2 separate regions of the Homo sapiens genome follow, and region 1 is linked to region 2. Evidence: chromatin loops called from intact Hi-C (ENCODE). Cell type or tissue: heart left ventricle. All regions are shown on one strand. Region 1 overlaps EIF2B5 (eukaryotic translation initiation factor 2B subunit epsilon). Region 2 overlaps LINC01839 (long intergenic non-protein coding RNA 1839).

What was found. A loop is a pair of places that touch in the nucleus more often than their neighbours do. Peaks named below come from ENCODE experiments on the same cell type or tissue, not always from the same donor. Only the 100,000 strongest peaks of a DNase experiment are listed, where the experiment ranks them.
Region 1: it touches region 2 in a loop (2.4-fold over the local background); 4 of 110 quality-filtered maps call a loop at or near these places.

What each region holds. Positions count from the first base shown.
Region 1 is chr3:184,144,208-184,146,707 of GRCh38, reverse strand. EIF2B5 (eukaryotic translation initiation factor 2B subunit epsilon) reads right to left here. Exons shown (of 16, transcript NM_003907.3): 14 at 2,484-2,500; 15 at 2,001-2,111; 16 at 1,397-1,824. The coding sequence ends at 1,765. Among named protein-coding and RNA genes, the nearest start is that of DVL3, 9.9 kb to the left of the region's middle. RefSeq lists a silencer at 1,317-1,366. In heart left ventricle, a CTCF peak has its summit at 1,302 (motif pointing left); no DNase peak of the experiment used is centred here.
Region 2 is chr3:184,512,500-184,514,999 of GRCh38, reverse strand. The region is part of intron 6 of LINC01839 (long intergenic non-protein coding RNA 1839); the gene reads right to left. Among named protein-coding and RNA genes, the nearest start is that of LINC01839, 38 kb to the right of the region's middle. RefSeq lists enhancers at 905-1,199, 903-1,403. In heart left ventricle, CTCF peaks have their summits at 879 and 1,081 (motif pointing right); DNase peaks (open chromatin) are centred at 1,099 and 1,499; H3K4me3 peaks cover 1,233 bases; H3K27ac peaks cover 505 bases; H3K27me3 peaks cover 1,330 bases.

The DNA.
Region 1 (2,500 bases), 370 kb after region 2:
CCATGTTGGCCAGGCTTGTCTCAGACTCCTGACCTCAGCTGATCTGCCCACCTCAGCCTCCCAAAGTGCTGGGATTACAGGCGTAAGCCACCGCGCCTAGGCCAGTTTATGTCTTTCTATCCAACTAAAATGAATAAAGGCAACCATTTGTTCTGTAACATCTGGGACGGTAGGGATGGGGGGGTAGAGCATCACTTGTTACAACAGTCACATTAGCCACCGTTTAAGTACCACTAAAGGAAATTATTATTATTATATTGTTTTGAGGCAGGGTCTCGCTCCATCACCAAGGCTGGAGTGCAGTGGCACAATCTCGGCTCACTGCAACCTCCGCCTCCCAGGTTCAAGCAATTCTCCCTGCTTCAGCCTCCTGAGTAGCTGGGATTTCAGGCGCCTGCCACAATGCCCAGCTAATTTTTGTATTTTTGTAGAGATGGGGTTTCGCTATGTTGGTCTCGAACTCTTCGCCTCAGGTGATCCGCCTGCCTCAGCCTCCCAAGGTGCTGGGATTACAGGCGTGAGCCACTGCACGCGGCCAGAATTGTTGACTCACTCTATATGAAGACAAGGAACTCAAAAAGAAAAGACAGAAAGGCATGTCTCTTTTGGTTAAGGTTAAAGCAATACAGCAAAGTAACAAGCTCCAGGTCAAGAGTCCAATATCACACCTGGCTCTGTCAGTTACTAGCTAGGGAAGCTCTGTGAGCTTCAGGCACCTTATCTGAAAATGGGGATAAGACTTCATGGGGCTCATGTGAGGATTAAATGAAACAATATGTGAAAACTGCTTGCCTGTCACATAGTAAACACTCTCAAGGGAAAGCACCCTTCACATGGCCTTCCTGTGTTCTTGGGACCTCCATTACTGGCTCTGGGTTATATTTGTCTGTGGGGCCAATTTTCCCTTCACTGAAACACAATACGCTGAAGGACAGAGTTCTGGATTCTGAGGGTCAAGTCCTTAGCTTTACCCCTCAAGAGTCATGTGACCTTGAGCTGATTTCCTTATTTCTGATGAAGCGTGGCCCAGCTTCCTGACAGAACGAGTACCAGATCAACTGGAAAAGGCATGTGAAAGGAACTGGCATGTCTAATGGGCTTTACATATGGTTGGCAACATAATCCTCTGGCAGAAAAGTGTTCAAAATGGGACTCTATGGAAACGGGCTTAGGCACACCACCCCAGGATCACAAGTTGGTCCACAGAGGCTGGAAAAGAACCTCCGCCCTCCACTACCCATGAGCCATGGGAAAGGTTAATTAGCAAGGTACCACAGTACCACCTAGTGGCTGGCACACCCGTCCTCCCTCTCCCCCAGGTGTTAAGGAAAGGCTATCATGTGATTCTGGTCACATACTTCACTGGCTGATTAGTCAGGGATGGAGACAAACCAAATACACCACTCTCTCTTTTAATATTAACATATACAAGCAGCAGAAAGAGCCAACTGCTCTCTGCTGTTCCCTGAGGGAAAGCCGGAGCACAAAGCTGTTCCTCTGGCCTTCCTCCAACTGCCGGGCCTGCTTAGCTCCTCCCTAGGCAGAAGCTTTGTTCCAGCCCCACTTCCACATCCCAACTCCACAGTCAGGATGGGAGGCACATGGTTGCTAGCAGGGGAAAGAATACTGTAGTTCCAGCCTCTGCTCCTTTCAGTCTCAGCCTGGATGGTGGTCACTCATCCCTCTGCAGCTAGTTCCTCACTTGTCCCAGCCCAGGAGCCAGGAGGGCACTCAATCACACCCAAAGGAGCAGGCAGTGTGACTTCAGTCATCTTCAGATGACTCCTCTTCTGCCTCTTTTAGCCACTGGATGAACCTCTGCAGCTGTAAAGAAGCAGAGGAGAGATCGGCTGGGGGAGGTGCACATAACTCTCCTGCTCCCCTCGGCAGATAAACAGCTCTAACAACCAGAGCCCCAGAAACCAACCACCCTAGAGTCTAGGGGCCAGGACCTGGGAATGAGATAACCATCTTGGCGAGAGGAGGACAGCCTGACGCACCTGTTGATTCTTGCGCAACTGCTGGCCCTTGTCAGTTGTATCTCTTTGGCTGAACCAGCTCAGAATTGTTTCCTCAGCCAGGATCTCCAGCTGGTAGAAAGCCATCAGTACCTGCAAAAGGCCAATAAAGGGGACCTCAGGGGCCTTGGAAAGTCCAGCAGGATACTCTACCAGGCCCTCAGATCCCTCTATGCACTGAGTAGCCTCCTCCAAAACGGACAAGAGTGAGCTGTTCGCTCTGCTCCTGGGGCAGGTCTAACTTCTGGAACTATTGCTGGGGAGAGCTTTGCACATTTCCAGACCACCCCCCAGATGGCTACCTTATTAGTCCGGCTCCAAGCTGTACTATTCTAGCAATAAGCATATTGGGAGTGGATGGTCCATACTGGATTCACATTAGCTTCTATTTTATGTCTCCCAAGGGGGTCACCAACCCTCGTTTGAAAGCAAGTGCAGAAGAATGGGGCTTGAGGTCATATTCACCTTGGCCATGGAAATAC
Region 2 (2,500 bases):
CCACCCACCTTGGCCTCCCAAAGTGCTAGGATTACAGGCGTGAGCCACCACGCCCAGCTTCTTATTTATGTTTTTGAAAGAATATTATATGTGCTTTGTAGGGAGGAAGGCAAGGGGGGCTAAGGACGCCAATTAGAAAGCTATAGCTATGGGACAGGTGGGAAGTCACTGTGGTGTGCCTTAGGAAGTGGCACCGGGGCGAAGAAGACACACGGGTGGAAGTGAGCTGTATTTTAGAGTTAGGCCCCCAACTGGAGGGATGTACAGATGTTAGCCCTTTCCTGGTATATCCTCACTGACCTCTTTATTTTGAAACTCTAAATGTCACTTTGTTACAGCTATGTATCTTAGAAGCTAGGTAGATAGGCCGTTTTAGGCTTTTTACTTTTTTTTTTTTAATAGGGGAGTTTAATCCGTCTGCAGTAATTTTGCTCTGTTCTGTGGTTTCTCCTTTTGTCCTTCCTTTCTATTTTTAGTTACCATGGCTTCCCTGCCCCTTCCTCTTTTGCTTCCCCTTGCCTTGGTCTTTTGTTCCTGATTCCTGAAGGACTGTTGGAGTTTTCCCGGTCTCGTCTTTCTTAACGCTCTAAGGGTTTGGAAGTTTAACGTCCTATCTCTACTCCGGGTCTAGTGACCGTTCAGGGTCTTAAGACATTTTCAGTGCTAGCCCGTGCGTCTTTGTTTCCCCATCTTTCTTTAGTTCCCTTGTAAGCCTTTGTGATCACTTCAAATCCTTTTTAGAAATAGCTTCCAGATGAAGAAGTGAAGCTGCCTGGCGCATAGATGTGTTCAAGTCTCCCTTCTTTTCGCTCAAGGAGAGTGAAGAGTGGATGGTGCCAATTCTAGCTGGGAGGAGTGAAGGACGGGGAGGGGGACGATGAGGCAGGAGGAGACCACGCCGCCCTCCTGGGAGGGGGCTGACTCGACCCAGCTGGTTCGGGTGTGCACCATCCTCACTCTCTCCGCCCTTCCAGGGCTGCACTGCGCCCCGCTCTCGGCAAGACACGGGTGACGCTCCGGAGATTTAATTCCCCTGCTCAGGTCAGTGTAGGGCCTCAGGGAAGTTCAAAGCTCGCCCACTAGAGGGCATTGGCGCGTTTCCCAGAAGACACGGCCCCGGGAGCTTTCGGGCTCTCCAGCAGCCCAGGGGGACTCCGGCGTCCGCGTAGACTGGTTCTGCGCAGGGGGCTGGGGCTGCTGGCGAAGGAGGTCGGGCGCTGCAGAGGAGCTCATAGACCCTACAGCGCAGTCAGGGTCGGGGAGGCCGCTGATTCTCCCGCTTCAGGGCGTTCAACTGCAGGACGAAGCGTCCCCAACGCGCACACCCGACTCTGGAGACCCGAGTGTGTGCGGGAGGCCAGCCCCGCCGAAGCGCCGTCCAGGATCTGCCGAAGCGCCGTCCGGGATCTGCCGAAGCGCCATCCAGGATCTGCCGAAGCGCCATCCAGGATCTGCCGAAGCGCCGCCCGGGATCTGCCGCCGCACGCAAGAGCCCAACCATAGAGGACAGCGGGGGCACCTAGTACCCGTGGAGATCCCAAACTCCTCTCACCCCAGCCCCAAAGCACTTCTCCCAATGCTGCTGCCGTGCCTGAATCCCGCCCACGCGTGAGAATCACCCCATTATTACAGAAGACCCCTGTCAAATGCACACGCGTTAACCACGTGTTACCCAAGGACGACTCAGTCATCCTTTAGGACTCGGTGATACATTAGCACAGATGAACCTGGCACTGAGGTGGGATGAGGTGGGGAGATCTTTTGGCCGCAGGTCATTTAGGATATTGTTATTACTGCAAAGACCACAGAACAGCCATGGTTTAGTCACTTATTCCTTGCCAGGAGCTTCGTCTCATTGTCTCTTTTAATAAACAATATTTTGAGATCACTTTGTTATAGTGATGTCTGCTGGTTTCCCCACTGTAAAATGACTAGTTTTCCCTTTGTAATTAATAAATATTTGGGGGGAGATGCTTTGAGACTGTGACGTATTCTGTTTCTTCTCAAACTCTTCCCCTCTCCTCTCCGCCCCACGTTTCTTGATCTCCTCTCTCTGCCTCTGGAGCACCGCTACATGCTGCCATTGATGGTTTGGGCACTTGGCTCGCCTCACCTTGGCTACTTTCCTCTCCCTCTCCCCTGGTCGGCCCTTCCTTGGTAGCTCCTCTGTTGAATTCCCACATCCTTCGAACTCTGCAGGTAGAATCCCTTACATTTTCCTGGGAATGACCTAGCCTCCAGCCTGAATTACTTCAACTTCCTGTATTCTACAATATCTCCAAACATCTTCACTTCCACACTCATCCTCTCTTCCTTGCATCCTATCTCAGACAAAGAGGAGGCCAGCTGGAGCTCTGGAAGCAGCTGGTAGAGTGGAAAGGGCACAGGCTTTGGAGTAAGTCAGACCAGATTTTGATCCCACTGCCACCACTTACTAGCTATATGACCAAGATTTTTTCTCTCTCTCTCTTTAGAACATCAATTAACATAAGGATATTTG